Regions from separate parts of the Mus musculus genome. Here region 2 is linked to region 1. The links are chromatin loops, found by intact Hi-C in ENCODE. Cell type or tissue: left cerebral cortex. All regions are shown on one strand.

Evidence for each region. Peaks named below come from ENCODE experiments on the same cell type or tissue, not always from the same donor. Only the 100,000 strongest peaks of a DNase experiment are listed, where the experiment ranks them.
Region 2: a loop joins it to region 1, with 25 times the contacts of the local background. A loop is called at or near these places in 6 of 42 quality-filtered maps.

What each region holds. Positions count from the first base shown.
Region 1 is chrX:92,011,451-92,019,450 of GRCm38, reverse strand. Mageb1 (melanoma antigen, family B, 1) reads left to right here and starts at 3,118. Exons shown (of 1, transcript NM_010759.1): 1 at 3,118-4,260. The coding sequence starts at 3,118. The coding sequence ends at 4,260. In left cerebral cortex, no CTCF peak of the experiment used is centred here; no DNase peak of the experiment used is centred here.
Region 2 is chrX:91,320,940-91,328,939 of GRCm38, reverse strand. No RefSeq gene overlaps it. Among named protein-coding and RNA genes, the nearest start is that of Mageb2, 7.0 kb to the left of the region's middle. In left cerebral cortex, no CTCF peak of the experiment used is centred here; no DNase peak of the experiment used is centred here.

The sequences.
Region 1 (8,000 bases):
TTAAGAGCCTCTGAAGTGGACATGTTAGGTTTGTAAGGGTCCTGTCTATTTGTACCCACCACAGCGACCATGTAAATGTGGTGAACTATGCCTGTACAGACAATACACCCCTGTATAGTGGATTTGGTTGGATTTTATTCACTGGAATCTCCCCATTTCGAGTGTGCTAGAAAGGTGTGTGAGAGCACAAGGTTTCACACCTGATGGGCTTTAGTGGGTCTGTCTCCACAGGCTCCGTCCCTTTCCGGAAGCCTAACTCTGTTTCATGGGTAAAGTCTCTGCCCAAGTATGGTGGTCTAGTGGTTCTATCTATATAGGCCTTGCCCACTAGCGATCAATGTGGACTAAGATTGTTTGTACAGGCATAGTTCCCCACCCTTACATGGTCGGTGTGGAGGGTACAAATAGACAGGACTCTAACCTTTTTGAGGGGGCTAATAGGACTTGTGAGAGCTCCAGGCTCTTCCCTTGTATGGTAGCCTTAGTGGATCTGTCTCTACAGGCTCTGCCCTTTTCAGGTAGTCTAACTCTGTTGTGTGTTCAAAAGTCTCCACCTATGTACGGTGGCCTCAGTGGATATGTCTCAACAGTCTCCACCCTTGTCCGGAAGTCTAACAATGATTTATAGTCAAAAGTCTCTGCCCATGTACGGTGGCCTTAGTGGGTCTATCCACAAAGGCCTTGTGCACCAGCACTTGAAGTAGCCTAACCTTTCTAATATTATCTGTACAGACATAGTTCCCCTACTCTTACATGGTTGTGATAGTGGTGCTATTTTCATAGGATTATGTCCCTTTTTTCAGGGCTAATAGTTTTTGTGAGTGCTCAAGGCTCCATGTTGGATGTACACCTAAGTGTGTCTGTCCCTATTGGCTCCATCACTGTCCAAAAGACTAACTATATTGTATTGGCAACATTTCTCTGACCATGCCTTAGTGGGTCTACAACACCTTGCCTACAAGCTCCTCAAGTGGCGGTCAGTGGGACTTTAGTGGGACTGTCTCTACAGGCCCTGTGTATTTCTGGAAGCCTAATTATGGTGTATATGTCTCTGTGTATGGTGACCTTAGTGTGTCTGTCTCTACAGGTTCTGCCCTTGTCCGGAAGCTGAACTCTATTGTATGGGCAAATTCTCCACCCAAGTACGGTGGCCTTAGTGGGTCTATATGTATAGGGCTTGCCCACCAGCTCCTGAAGTGGCCTAATCTTGTCTGTATAGGCATAGTTCCCCACCCTTACATGGTGCCTTTTCTGCGTCTATATTTACAGGACTCTGCCCCTTTCAAGTGGGCTAATATGGTTTGTGGGAATACAAGTCTCCACCCATGGGTGGTGTCCTTAGTGAATCTCTCTTTATTAACCCTGTCACAGTAGGTAAGTCTAGGTTTTATGGGTAAAATCTCCCCCCTCAGATGGTGGCCTTAATGGATCTATCCACAGAGACCTTACCCATAAGCGCCTAAAGTAGCCTAATATGGTTTGTATACGCATAGGTCTCCAAGTCTGCATGGTGTCATTGGTAGGTCTATAATTCACAGGACTCTTGGCCCCTTTAAGGTGGCCTTTGTGGGTCTGTCTTTAGAGGTCCTTCCCCTCTCCAGATGCTTAACTGGGTTGTATGGGCAAAAGTTACTGCCTTGCATGCTGCCCTTAATAGGTCTTTCTGCACAGGCTTCCTCTACCCCCACGTCTACTGCCTATTCATTGAATACATATATAGGTCTCTGCCCTTTTTTGGGTGCCTTGGTGGGTCTCTGCACAAGACTCTGTTCCTTTTGAAAGGGCTAATTGGGTTTTTCAAAGCATAAGTTACTGCCCCTGTTTGGTGGCCTTAGTTTGGTTTCTATAAACCCTGCCCTTGTGTGGAAGCCTAACTGGGTTGTATGGGCACAAGTTTCTGCCCCATGTATGGTGGCATTAATGGGTTTGTCTGCACAGAACTTTGCCCCTTTTTAAGGGCTAACTGGTTTTGTTAGAGCATAAGCTTCTACCCCTATACGGTGTCCTTGGTGGGTCCATCTGCACAGACCCCCCCATCATTTTATAGTGACCCAATAGTTTGTGTGCATTTGCTTAAGTCTCTGCTTCTGTATGGTGACCTTGTTACGTCTATATGTACAGGACTCTGTCCCTTTTGAGAGGGATAATTGGGTTTGTCAGAGTACAAGTCTCTGCCCCTGTATGGTGGCCTTAGTGGGTACATCTGCCCTGCTCCTTTCTAGCAGGCTATTTGTTTTTGTTAGGGCACAAGTCTCCTCAACCCCCTCTCACCCCGTTTCATGGCCTTAGTGATCTGTCTCTAAGATGTCTGCACCTGTATGTTGCTCTCAGTTATCCTGTCTCTACAGTCCTCCTCCCCTTTCTATCAGACTAATTGGGTTTGTCAGGGCACAAGCCTCTGTTCCTGTGTGGTGGTGTATGTGGGTCCATCTGCAGTGTTCTCTCCACTGTCTGTGTGGAGCTCTATGTGGGTTTGTACGGGCACACATCTCTTTCCCTGCATAGTGGCTTTTGTAGGTCTGTTTCTACTGGCCTCTATCTCTATATGGTAGCCTTGATATTCACATAGGCCTCTTCCTCTTTCTAGCAGGATAATTGCACTTGTGAGTACACAGATCTATATCCCTGTATGGTGGCCTTATTGGTCTAAAGGTTGTCACACTTGTATGGAAGCCTAAGTCTATGTGCACAGGCTTTGGCCACTGTATGGGGACCTTATTGGGTCTGTCTGCATATGCCTCCACTTGTGTGTAGCAGTCTCAAATGGATCTCTCTCTACAGACCTCTGTCTGTGTCTGGCACCCTAAGTGGCTTTGCATGGGCACAGGTTTCTGCCCCTGCATGGAGCTTAAATAGATCTTTCTCCACAGGCCTATACCCCTGCATTGTAAGTTTAAGTGGCTTTATGTGGATACAGGTCTCTGCCCTTGTATGCAGGCCTAAGTTTTTCTGTCTGCTTAACCCCTCCAAGTGAAGCTAGTGAAAGATCTAACCCACTTTTGGAAGTCTGAAACTAGACTTTTATGCAGTGGCCTAACAAGTTTTAATTTCTTCCACAGGGTTTGCAGAAAAGAGCTTGATCCACGAGTTCAGAAGTCCTGGTATGTTCCTAGAAAGATGTTCTCCTGGAAAGCTTCAAAAGCCAGGTCTCCATTAAGTCCAAGGTATTCTCTACCTGGTAGTACAGAGGTACTTACAGGTTGTCATTCTTATCCTTCCAGATTCCTGTCTGCCAGCTCTTTTACTTCAGCCCTGAGCACAGTCAACATGCCTAGGGGTCAAAAGAGTAAGACCCGCTCCCGTGCAAAACGACAGCAGTCACGCAGGGAGGTTCCAGTAGTTCAGCCCACTGCAGAGGAAGCAGGGTCTTCTCCTGTTGACCAGAGTGCTGGGTCCAGCTTCCCTGGTGGTTCTGCTCCTCAGGGTGTGAAAACCCCTGGATCTTTTGGTGCAGGTGTATCCTGCACAGGCTCTGGTATAGGTGGTAGAAATGCTGCTGTCCTGCCTGATACAAAAAGTTCAGATGGCACCCAGGCAGGGACTTCCATTCAGCACACACTGAAAGATCCTATCATGAGGAAGGCTAGTGTGCTGATAGAATTCCTGCTAGATAAATTTAAGATGAAAGAAGCAGTTACAAGGAGTGAAATGCTGGCAGTAGTTAACAAGAAGTATAAGGAGCAATTCCCTGAGATCCTCAGGAGAACTTCTGCACGCCTAGAATTAGTCTTTGGTCTTGAGTTGAAGGAAATTGATCCCAGCACTCATTCCTATTTGCTGGTAGGCAAACTGGGTCTTTCCACTGAGGGAAGTTTGAGTAGTAACTGGGGGTTGCCTAGGACAGGTCTCCTAATGTCTGTCCTAGGTGTGATCTTCATGAAGGGTAACCGTGCCACTGAGCAAGAGGTCTGGCAATTTCTGCATGGAGTGGGGGTATATGCTGGGAAGAAGCACTTGATCTTTGGCGAGCCTGAGGAGTTTATAAGAGATGTAGTGCGGGAAAATTACCTGGAGTACCGCCAGGTACCTGGCAGTGATCCCCCAAGCTATGAGTTCCTGTGGGGACCCAGAGCCCATGCTGAAACAACCAAGATGAAAGTCCTGGAAGTTTTAGCTAAAGTCAATGGCACAGTCCCTAGTGCCTTCCCTAATCTCTACCAGTTGGCTCTTAGAGATCAGGCAGGAGGGGTGCCAAGAAGGAGAGTTCAAGGCAAGGGTGTTCATTCCAAGGCCCCATCCCAAAAGTCCTCTAACATGTAGTTGAGTCTGTTCTGTTGTGTTTGAAAAACAGTCAGGCTCCTAATCAGTAGAGAGTTCATAGCCTACCAGAACCAACATGCATCCATTCTTGGCCTGTTATACATTAGTAGAATGGAGGCTATTTTTGTTACTTTTCAAATGTTTGTTTAACTAAACAGTGCTTTTTGCCATGCTTCTTGTTAACTGCATAAAGAGGTAACTGTCACTTGTCAGATTAGGACTTGTTTTGTTATTTGCAACAAACTGGAAAACATTATTTTGTTTTTACTAAAACATTGTGTAACATTGCATTGGAGAAGGGATTGTCATGGCAATGTGATATCATACAGTGGTGAAACAACAGTGAAGTGGGAAAGTTTATATTGTTAATTTTGAAAATTTTATGAGTGTGATTGCTGTATACTTTTTTCTTTTTTGTATAATGCTAAGTGAAATAAAGTTGGATTTGATGACTTTACTCAAATTCATTAGAAAGTAAATCGTAAAACTCTATTACTTTATTATTTTCTTCAATTATGAATTAAGCATTGGTTATCTGGAAGTTTCTCCAGTAGCACAGGATCTAGTATGAAATGTATCTAGTATAGGCACTGACAGTGAGTTATCAGAGTCTAGCAGCAACAACATATAAGAAAGAGGGTAACATACCGTGTAAGCTATAAATGGCATAGAGACAATAGAGAAATAGGACAAAAGCCAAGTATAAATCATGATGGACTATATTAGAATAGGCAATTCAGATGGTATACATGAACCAAAATGCTGCTCACCAAATATTGCTATGATGTACCAATTATGCAATATTTAGACTGCATATGGGTTTGTTCTCTGTTAGTAGACAAATTAAAATTTATGTTTTGAGTCAAGGGTTAGCAGTCAGATTACATGATATCTATCCAAATTATTCTTTTTAGCGTTTTTACCTCTCAAACATTGTGCTCTCCTTTATAGTTTTGCAAACTATAAGGCAAACTATTTGGCAGCTGCAATTTTATCAGTGGGAAGAAATTTGAGTGAGGTTGTGTGGTGGCCTGAATGAGCCTGCAGGAATGGTAAGGACCAGACTCATGATTCATTAGAGGACAGAGACTAGGCTTGAATAAAGAAACAACTTAAATATTATTTTGGAATTCGAGAGTGTTACAAAGAAATGTCTTCCACCTAGGGCAAGAATGGACAGTCAATTTTTTTGCCACAGAGAAGATGAATATATTATACCAACTGTACATATGATGTTGAAATTTTTTTTGAAAAAATACAAGTGATACTTGAGAAGACGTACTAAGATGCCACTAAGTGCTTATTCTTAGTATACACAGATATAGCCAGAGTCTTTTCCATTAATAGGGAATTTTATTAAGTCACAATATTCAGTCTAAATAATTTTAGTAGGGCTGAAGTGATGGCTAAGAGCAATGGCTGCTGTTCACTTTCCAGTACCCATGTGGTGGCTCACAACCATCTGTAACTCTAGTTCTAGAGGGTCCAATGCCTTCTGGCCTCCATGAATACTGTGTGCACAGGATGCACAGATATACATGCAGGCAAAACACTGATTAAAAAATAAAAATAGGGGCTGGTGAGATGGCTCAGTGGGTAAGAGCACCCGACTGCTCTTCCGAAGGTCCAGAGTTCAAATCCCAGCAACCACATGGTGGCTCACAACCATCCGTAACGAGATCTGACTCCCTCTTCTGGAGTGTCTGAAGACAGCTACAATGTACTTACATATAATAAATAAATAAAAAAAAATAAAAATAATCTTAATGATAACTACCATGCCTTTAAAGACACAGTCTCTGCCTTATAATGTGCCATGTGAACTTTATCAGATTTAAAATGCAGTCTAAGAACTAGAAGTTTCTGAAGTCAACAAGAATAGTACAAAGAACAGCTAGAGTAGTCACTTAATGAATTCCTCAGAAGTAAACAGCACTGCACTCCTCCAAGCCAGAGGCAGGCCTTGTGTCACTGAATCATTTTTACTCATTACTTTAAAAATTCTGGCAGTAAATGTATGACTTTCAACCGAATATACTGCTTTTGCAATGCAGAGTTAAAAGAAAGACCAAAGAAAATTAAAATATATAACTGAGGAACTGATGCAGGAGGACTGGGAGTTTGAGGACAGCATTCAAGACCTCCTGGAATGCATAGCAAGACCCATCACAAAGGATTACTTGACAGTATTTGCCTAAAACTCAAACAATTAGAGGTTCACAAACCATAGCTTTAAGCTTTCCTATAGAACGTTAGTATCTTTACATAGAAATTACATAAAAGGCCGGGCCTGTATGGAAGAGTTACATATAGATCTCCAGTCTTTGTATGTAACAGCAGAACAACTGTCCTGAGCTCTCGATTTACTATTTCAGTTTGGCTATGATTATTGTTACTGGCGCATATCTATCTCCTATAGGGTCTGCAGAGGGGTTAATAACAAGGGTTTGGAGTGAAGTAGCTATTACTTAGAAGTCTTCCAAAAGAGAAATGCTGCTCAACAAAAGGAATTGCAGAGATCCCAGCCTGGGATCTGCCCTCAGACCTAGAAGGCTGAGGTGTATTTTTAAGACTGATATTTCATCTCTCAATGTCCACTGTCCCCGGTACAAGAGAGCTATGCTTTGCACAGGTGCCCTTAGAGTAAGAGTCTTTCTACATGTGACATATTTCCCTTAAGTATTGTGTGATCTTACTCGTATATCTAATGTAAACCCCTTGGAATCTAAGTTAAATGAATGATGAGATTAGAGGCTCATGAGGGGAAGGGAATGGAAGAGTTGGGGAAAAGTTGCTCACTGCGTAGTAAGCTACAGCTGAAAGTAAAAACCTCATACTCTTGCACCATTTGATGACTACTAATGACAATGATATTCTGTAATTTCAAAATGCTAGGATAAAAAAATTAGTATTTTTACTACAAAGAAATGTTTTAGGAAACATTTTTAGTCAAACTTTAACAGTACACAATAAATACATGTAGTAAAATATCACATGGTACGTTTTAAATATGTACAATCTATTGTTAGTTAAGTATAAAGAGGAAAATCTTGGCCTCCAAATATTTAAGATTAGGGCCTGGAGAGAGGACTGAAAGTAAACATGGGAAAGAACCATTAGAAGCTTGAATTTGCTGTCTCTTCTGGCCAGGTACAAATAGCTGTAGTCCATTTGATATTGGTTGACTTCTCTGGAGTCTCATGGAAAAAGAAAACTTGGTCTGAGACTTTGAGATAAGACAGTGGGGAGTATCCACTATCTTTCCAGGAACAAATGCAGCATGATGAGTGATAGACCAAGGGTCAGCAATCCCAGAAACTAAGGTGGTATACAACCTGACTGCCATGTGCACTGGAACAAATTGTGTGAGGCTGCCAGTCAGGCATTTACTAGAAAGGGTAATAGTAATACAAAGGCCTTGGCAGGAGATGGGGGCAGTTAAAAAGTAGTGCACAAGTCCTAACAAGTAGGCCTAAATCAACACTCCAGTATAGATGACAGCAAGACTCATAAGATCTCACCCCTAGCTGAGGATATATTGGTAACTGATGGCTCCTGAGGAAGAGAGGCTGAGTTTTCTTCATGGTTGTATCCCCTGGTAGGTTTCCCATGCTCCACCCGATGACTCTATTGAATGAAAAAGAAATAAAAAGTAGGAGATATCACTGTTTCTAGGTCTGATGGAGGAAAAGGGTTAATATAGATAGATATATTGGAGAGTAGAAGCAGAAGCTAAGACA
Region 2 (8,000 bases), 690 kb after region 1:
CCACTAGACCACCATACTTGGGCGGAGACTTTGCCCATACAACTGAGTTAGGATTCCGAAAAGGGAAGGAGCCTGTGGAGACAAACCCACTAAAGCCCCAATCACGTGTGGAACCTTGTGCTCTCACAAACCTTTTTAACAAACTCGAAACAGGGAGATTCCAGTGAATAAAATACAATCAAATCCACTATACAGGTGTGTTAACATCTGCCCGTACAAACCTAATGTGTCCACTTCAGGAGCTCATAAGGAAGGTGTCTGTTGGTAGACCCACTAAGGCCACCATACATAGGTGGAGACTTTTGCCTATACATCATAGACTTCCGGACAAGGGCGGAAGCTGGGAAAAATATCCACTAAGGCCACCGTACATGGGTGGAGACTTTTGAACACACAAGAGTTAGACTTCCAGAAAAGGGCAGAGCCTGTAGACACAGACCCACTAAGGCTAACATACAAGGGAGGAGCATGGTGAGCTCACAAATCCTATTAGCCCCCTCGAAAAGGACAGAGTCCTGTCTATTTGTACCCACAAAAGAGACCATGTAAGGGTGGGGAACTATGACTGTACAGACAATATTAGTGCACATTGATTGCTGCTGGGCAAGGCCTATGTAGATAGATCGACTAGGCCACAATACCTGGGCAGAGACTTTGCCCATACAACAGAGTTAGGCTTCAGGAAAGGGACGGAGCCTGTGGAGACAGACCCACTAAAGCCCATCAGTTGTGAAACCTTGTGCTCTCACACAACTTTCTAGCACACTCGAAATGGGGAGATTACAGTGAATGAAATCCAACCAAATCCACTATACAGGGGTGTTAACATCTGCCCTTACAAACCTAATATGTCCACTTCAGGAGCTCTTAAGGAAGGTGCCTGTTGGTAGACCCACTAAGGCCACTGTACATGGGCGGAGACTTTTGCCTATACATCATACTTAGACTCCCGGACTGTTCATATGTACTAATGTTATTACTAATATTATGTTGAAGTACTTTATTTCTTTAAAATAATACTGTTGTTTTAAAATAATACTTTACTTTAAATATTAGTATATTAAAAATAATATATTTCCGTGTTTACTCTCCTTTAGACAACTGTCCAAGCAAGATCAAACCTTAGTGACTCAACAAGATCAGGATTAGGTGAGTCAAAGCACATTAATTTTATATCTTGAAGTTTTAATTTTAATTTTATTTTAATATTTAAGTTATTAATATTTAATATTTAAAGTAAATAATATTTTATTTGTTCTTTATCCTTTTCATATATTTATATAATGTATATTTATCTTTCATACTTCCACACACCTCATCCAAGCAACACATCTCCCTCTATGCTTCATGGCTTTTAAATTTTATTATTATTTATTATTATTATTACCTCAATGAATCCAATTGGTGCTATTTCTGAATAGGGTGTGTCAATTCCGGGAGGCATGAGTAATGTAATATACCAGGGCTATAATGTAATATAAAAAAATGGACTTCAGGGAGCTGGTAGCACATGCATTTAACCTAGCGCTCAAGAGGCAGAAGCAAGCATATGTCTGCGTTTTAGATAACCCTAGTCTACAGAGTGAGTTCCAGGGCAGCAAGGGCTACTCAGAGAAATCCTGTCTCAAAAACCAAAAAGAATATTTTTTAAAGGCAGAAGAGGAAAGGAGGGAGGGAGGGAGGGAAGGAAAGGAGGAAAGGAGGAAAGGAGGAAAGGAGGAGCCTGTTGAGAAATATCCACTCAGGCCACTGAACATGGGTGGAGACTTTTGAACACAGAACAGAGTTAGACTTCCAGAAAAGGGCGGAGCCTGTAGACAGACCCACTAAAGCGACCATACAGGGGAGGAGCCTGGTGCGCTCACAAATCCTATTAGCCCCCTCGAAAAGGACAGAGTTCTGTCTATTTGTACCCACCACAGCGACCATGTAAGGGTGGAGAACTATGTCTGTACAGACAATAATAGTGCACATTGATTGCTGGTGGGCAAGGCATATGTAGATAGATCGACTAGGCCACCATACCTGGGCAGAGACTTTGCCCATACAACAGAGTTAGGATTCAGGAAAGGGACGGAGACTGTGGAGACAGACCCACTAAAGCCCATCAGGTGTGAAACATGTGCTCTCACACACCTTTCTAGCACACACAAAATGGGGAGATTCCAGTGAATAAAATCCAACCAAATCCACTATACAGGGGTGTATTGTCTGTACAGGCATAGTTCCCCACCCTTACATGGTCGCTGTGGTGGGTACAAATAGACAGGACTCTGTCCTTTTCGAGGGGGCTAATAGGATTTGTGAGCGCACCAGGCTCCTCCCCTGTATGGTAGCCTTAGTGGGTCTGTCTCTACAGGCTCCGCCCTTTTCTGGAAGTACAGGCATAGTTCCCCACCCTTACATGGTTGCTGTGGTGGGTACAAATAGACAGGACCCTTACAAACCTAATATGTCCACTTCAGGAGCTCTTAAGGAAGGTGCCTTTTGGTAGACCCACTAAGGCCACCATACATTGGCGGAGACTTTTGCCTATACATCATAGTTAGACTTCCGGACAAGGGCGGATCCTGTTGAGACACATCCACTAAGGCCACCGAACATTGGTGGAGACTTTTGAACACACAACAGAGTAAGACTTCTGGAAAAGGGCAGAGCCTGTAGCGACAGACCCACTAAGGCAGGGGAGGAGCCTGGTGTGCTCACAAATCCTATTAGCCGCCTGGAAAAGGACAGAGTCCTGTCTATTTGTACCCACCACAGCGACCATGTAAGGGTTGGGAACTATGCCTGTACAGACAATATTAGTGCACATTGATTGCTATTGTGCAAGGCTTATGTAGATAGATCAACTAGGCCACCATACCTTGGCCGAGACTTGCCCATACAACAGAGTTAGGCTTCCGGAAAGGGACGGAGACTGTGGAGAAAGACCCACTAAAGCCCATCAGGTGTGAAACCTTGTGCTCTCACACACCTTTCTAGAACACTCGAAATGGGGAGATTCCAGTGAATAAAATCCAACTAAATCCACTAAACAGGGGTGTATTTTCTGTACAGGCATAGTTCACCACACTTACATGGTCGCTATGGTGGGTACAAATAGACAGGACCCTTACAAATCTAATATGTCTATTTCAGGAGCTCTTAAGGAAGGTGCCTGTTGGTAGACCCACTAAGGCCACCGTACATGGGCGGAGACTTTTGCCTATACATCATAGTTAGACTTAGAGACAAGGTCGGAGCCAGTAGAGACAGACCCACTAAGGCTACCATACAGGGGAGGAGCCTGGTGTGCTCACAAATCCTATTAGCCCCCTCGAAAAGGACAGAGTTCTGTCTAATTGTACCCACCACAGCGAAAATGTAAGGGTGGGGAACTATGCCTGTACAAAGAATCTTAGTCCACATTGATCGCTATTGGGCAAGGCCTATGTAGATAGAACCACTAGACTACCATACTTGGGCGGAGACTTTGCCCATACAACAGAGTTAGGCTTCCGGAAAGGGACGGAGACTGTGGAAACAGACCCACTAAAGCCCATCAGGTGTGAAACCCTGTGCTCTCACACACCTTTATAGCACACTCGAAATGGGGAGATTCCAGTGAATAAAATCCAACCAAATCCACTATACAGGGGTGTTAACATCTGCCATTACAAACCTTATATGTCTACATCAGTAGATCGTAAGGAAAGTGCCTGTTGGTAGACCCACTAAGGCCACCATACATGGGCGGAGACTTTTGCCTATCATAGTTAGACTTCCGGACAAGGGCGGAGCCTGTAGAGACATATCCACTAAGGCCACCGTTGATGGGTGGAGACTTTTGAACACACAACAGAGTTAGACTTCCGGAAAAGGGCAGAGCCTGTAGAGACAGACCCACTAAGGCTACCAGACAGGGGAGGAGCCTGTTGTGCTCACAAATCCTATTAGCTCCCTCGAAAAGGACAGAGTTCTGTCTATTTGTACCCAGCACAGCGACCATTTCAGGGAGGGGAACTATGCCTGTACAAAGAATCTTAGTCCACATTGATCTCTAGTGGGCAAGATCTATGTAGATAGAACCACTAGACTACCGTACTTGGGCAGAGACTTTGCCCATACAACAGAGTTAGGCTTCCAGAAAGGGACGGAGCCTGTGGAGACAGACCCACTAAAGCCCGTCAGGTGTGAAACCTTGTGCTCTCACACACCTTTCTAGCACACTCGAAATGTAGAGATTCCAGTGATAAAATCCAACCAAATCCAATATAAAGGGGTGTTACCATCTGCCCTTACAAACCTAATATGTCCACTTCAGGAGCTCATACGGAAGGAGCCTGTTGGTAGACCCACTAAGGCCACCATACATGGGCGGAGACTTTTGCCTATACATCATAGTTAGACTTCCGGACAAGGGCTGAACCTGTTGAGACATATCCATTAAGTTCACCATACATGGGTGGAGACTTTTGAACACACAACAGAGTTAGACTTCCTGAAAAGGGCGGAGCCTGTACAGACAGACCCACTAAGGCTACCCTACAGGGGAGGAGCCTGGTGCAATAACAAATCCTATTAGCCCCCTCGAAAAGGACCGAGTCCTGTCTATTTGTACCCACCACATCGATCATGTAAGGGTGGGGAACTATGCCTGTACAGACAATATTAGTGCCCATTGATTGCTGGTGGGCAAGGCCTATGTAGATAGATCTACTAGGCCACCATACCTGGGCGGAGACTTTGCCCATACAACAGATTTAGGCTTCCGGAAAGGAAGGGAGACTGTGGAGCCAGACCCACTAAAGCCCGTCAGGTGTGAAACCCTGTGCTCTCACACACCTTTCTAGCACACTCGAAATGGGGAGATTCCAGTGAATAAAATCCAACCAAATCCACTATACAGAGGTGTTAACATCTGCCATTACAAACCTAATATGTCTACTTCAGGAGATCTTAAGGAAAGTGCCTGTTGGTAGACCCACTAAGGCCACCATACATGGGCAGAGACTTTTGCCTACCATAGTTAGACTTCCGGACAAGGGCGGAGCCTGTTGAGACATATCCACTAAGGCCACCGTACATGGGTGGAGACTTTTGAACACAACAGAGTTAGACTTCCTGAAAAGGGCGGAGCCTGTTGAGACAGACCCACTAAGGCTACGCTACAGGGGAGGAGCCTGGTGCACTAACAAATCCTATTAGCCCACTCGAAAAGGACAGAGTCCTTTCTATTTGTACCCACCACAGCGACCATGTAAGGGTGGGGATCTATGCCTGTACAGACAATATTAGTGCACATTGATTGCTGGTGGGCAAGGCCTATGTAGATAGATCGAATAGGCCACCATACCTGGGCGGAGACTTTGCCCATACGACAGAGTTAGTATTCAGGAAAGGGACGGAGCCTGTGGAGACAGACCCAGTAAGGCCCATCAGGTGTGAAACCTTGTGTTCTCACACACTTTTCTAGCACACTTGAAATGGGGAGATTCCAGTGAATAAAATCCAACCAAATCCACTATACAGGGGTGTTACCATCTGCCCTTACAAACCTAATATGTCCACTTAAGGAGCTCTTAAGGAAGGTGCCTGTTGGTCGACCCACTAAGGCCACCGTACAAGGGCGGAGACTTTTCCCTATACATCATAGTTAGACTTCCGGACAGGGGGGATCCTGTTGAGACACATCCACTAAGGGTACCGAACATTGGTGGAGACTTTTGAACACACAACAAAGTAAGACTTCTGGAAAAGGGCAGAGCCTGTAGAGACAGACCCACTAAGCCTACCATACAGGGGAGGAGCCTGGTGCGCTCACAAATCCTATTAGCCATCTGGAAAAGGACAGAGTCCTGTCTATTTGTACCCACCACAGTGACCATGTAAGGGTGGGGAACTATGCCTGTACAGACAATATTATTGCACATTGATTGCTCTTGTGCAAGGCCTATGTAGATAGATCAACTAGGCCACCATACCTGGGCGGAGACTTGCCCATACAACAGAGTTAGGCTTCAGGAAAGGGACGGAGCCTGTGGAGACAGACCCACTAAAGCCCACCAGGTGTGAAACATTGTGCTCTCACACACCTTTCTAGCACACTCGAAATGGGGAGATTCCAGTGAATAAGATCCAACCAAATCCACTATACAGGGGTGTATTGTCTGTACAGGCATAGTTCACCACACTTACATGGTCGCTATCGTGGGTACAAATAGACAGGACCCTTACAAATCTAATATGTCCACTTCAGGAGCTCTTAAGGAAGGTGCCTGTTGGTAGACCCACTAAGGCCACCGTACATGGGCGGAGACTTTTGAACACAAATCAGAGTTAGACTTCCGGAAAAGGGCAGAGCCTGTAGAGACAGACCCACTAAGGCTACCATACAGGGGAGGAGCCTGGTGCGCTCACAAATCCTATTAGCCCCCTCGAAAAGGACAGAGTTCTGTCTATTTGTACCCAGCACAGCGACCATGTAAGGGAGGGGAACTATGCCTGTCCAAAGAATCTTAGTCCACATTGATCACTAGTGGGCAAGATCTATGTAGATAGAAACACTAGACTACCGTACTTGGGAGGAGACTTTGCCCATACAACAGAGTTAAACTTCCAGAAAGGGACGGAGCCTGTGGAGACAGACCCACTAAAGCCCATCAGGTGTGAAACCCTGTGCTCTCACACACCTTTCTAGCACACTCGAAATGGAGAGATTCCAGTGAATAAAATCCAACCAAATCCACTATACAGGGGTGTTACCATCTGCCCTTACAAACCTAATATGTCCACTTCAGGAGCTCTTAAGGAAGGTGCCTGTTGGTAGACCCACTAAGGCCACCGTACATGGGCAGAGACTTTTACCTATAATAGTTAGACTTTCGGACAAGGGCAGAGCCTATTGAGACATATCCACTAAGGCCACCGTACATGGGTGGAGACTTTTGAACACACAACAGAGTTAGACTTCCGGACAAGGGCTGAGCCTATAGAGAGAGACCCACTAAGACTACCATACAGGGGAGGAGCCTGGTGTGCTCACAAATCCCATTAGCCCCCTCGAAAAGGACAGAGTTCTTTCTATTTGTACCCAGCACAGCGACCATGTAAGGGAGGGGAACTATGCCTGTACAAAGAATCTTAATCCACATTGATCACTAGTGGGCAAGATTATGTAGATAGAGCCACTACACTACCGTCCTTGGGCGGGACTTTGCCCATACAACAGAGTTAGGCTTCCAAAAATCGGACGGAGCCTGTGGAGACAGACCCACTAAAGCCCGTCAGGTGTGAAACCGTGTGCTCTTACACACCTTTCTAGCACACTCGAAATGGAGAGATTCCAGTGAATAAAATCCAACCAAATCCACTATACAGGGGTGTTACCATCTGCCCTTACAAACCTAATATGTCCACTTCAGGAGCTCTTAAGGAAGGTGCCTGTTGGTAGACCCACTAAGGCGTCCGTACATGGGCGGAGACTTTTGCCTATACATCATAGTTAGAATTCTGGACAAAGCAGATCCTGTTGAGACACATCCACTAAGGCCACTGAACATTGGTGGAGACTGTTGAACACACAACAGAGTAAGACTTCTGGAAAAGGGTGGAGCCTGTAGACACAGACCCACTACGGCTACCATACAGGGGAGGAGCCTGGTGCGCTTACAAATCCTATTAGCCACCTGGAAAAGGACAGAGTCCTGTCTATTTGTACCCACCACAGCGACCATGTAACGGTGGGGAACTATGCCTGTACAAAGAATCTTAGTCCACATTGATCGCTACTGGGCAAGGCCTATGTAGATAGAACCACTAGACTACCATACTTGGGCGGAGACTTTGCCCATACAACAGAGTTAGGCTTCCGGAAAGGGACGGAGACTGTGGAGACAGACCTACTAAAGCCCATCAGGTGTGAAACCTTGTGCTCTCACACACCTTTCTAGCACACTCGAAATGGGGTGATTCCAGTGAATAAAATCCAACCAAATCCACTATACAGGGGTGTTAAC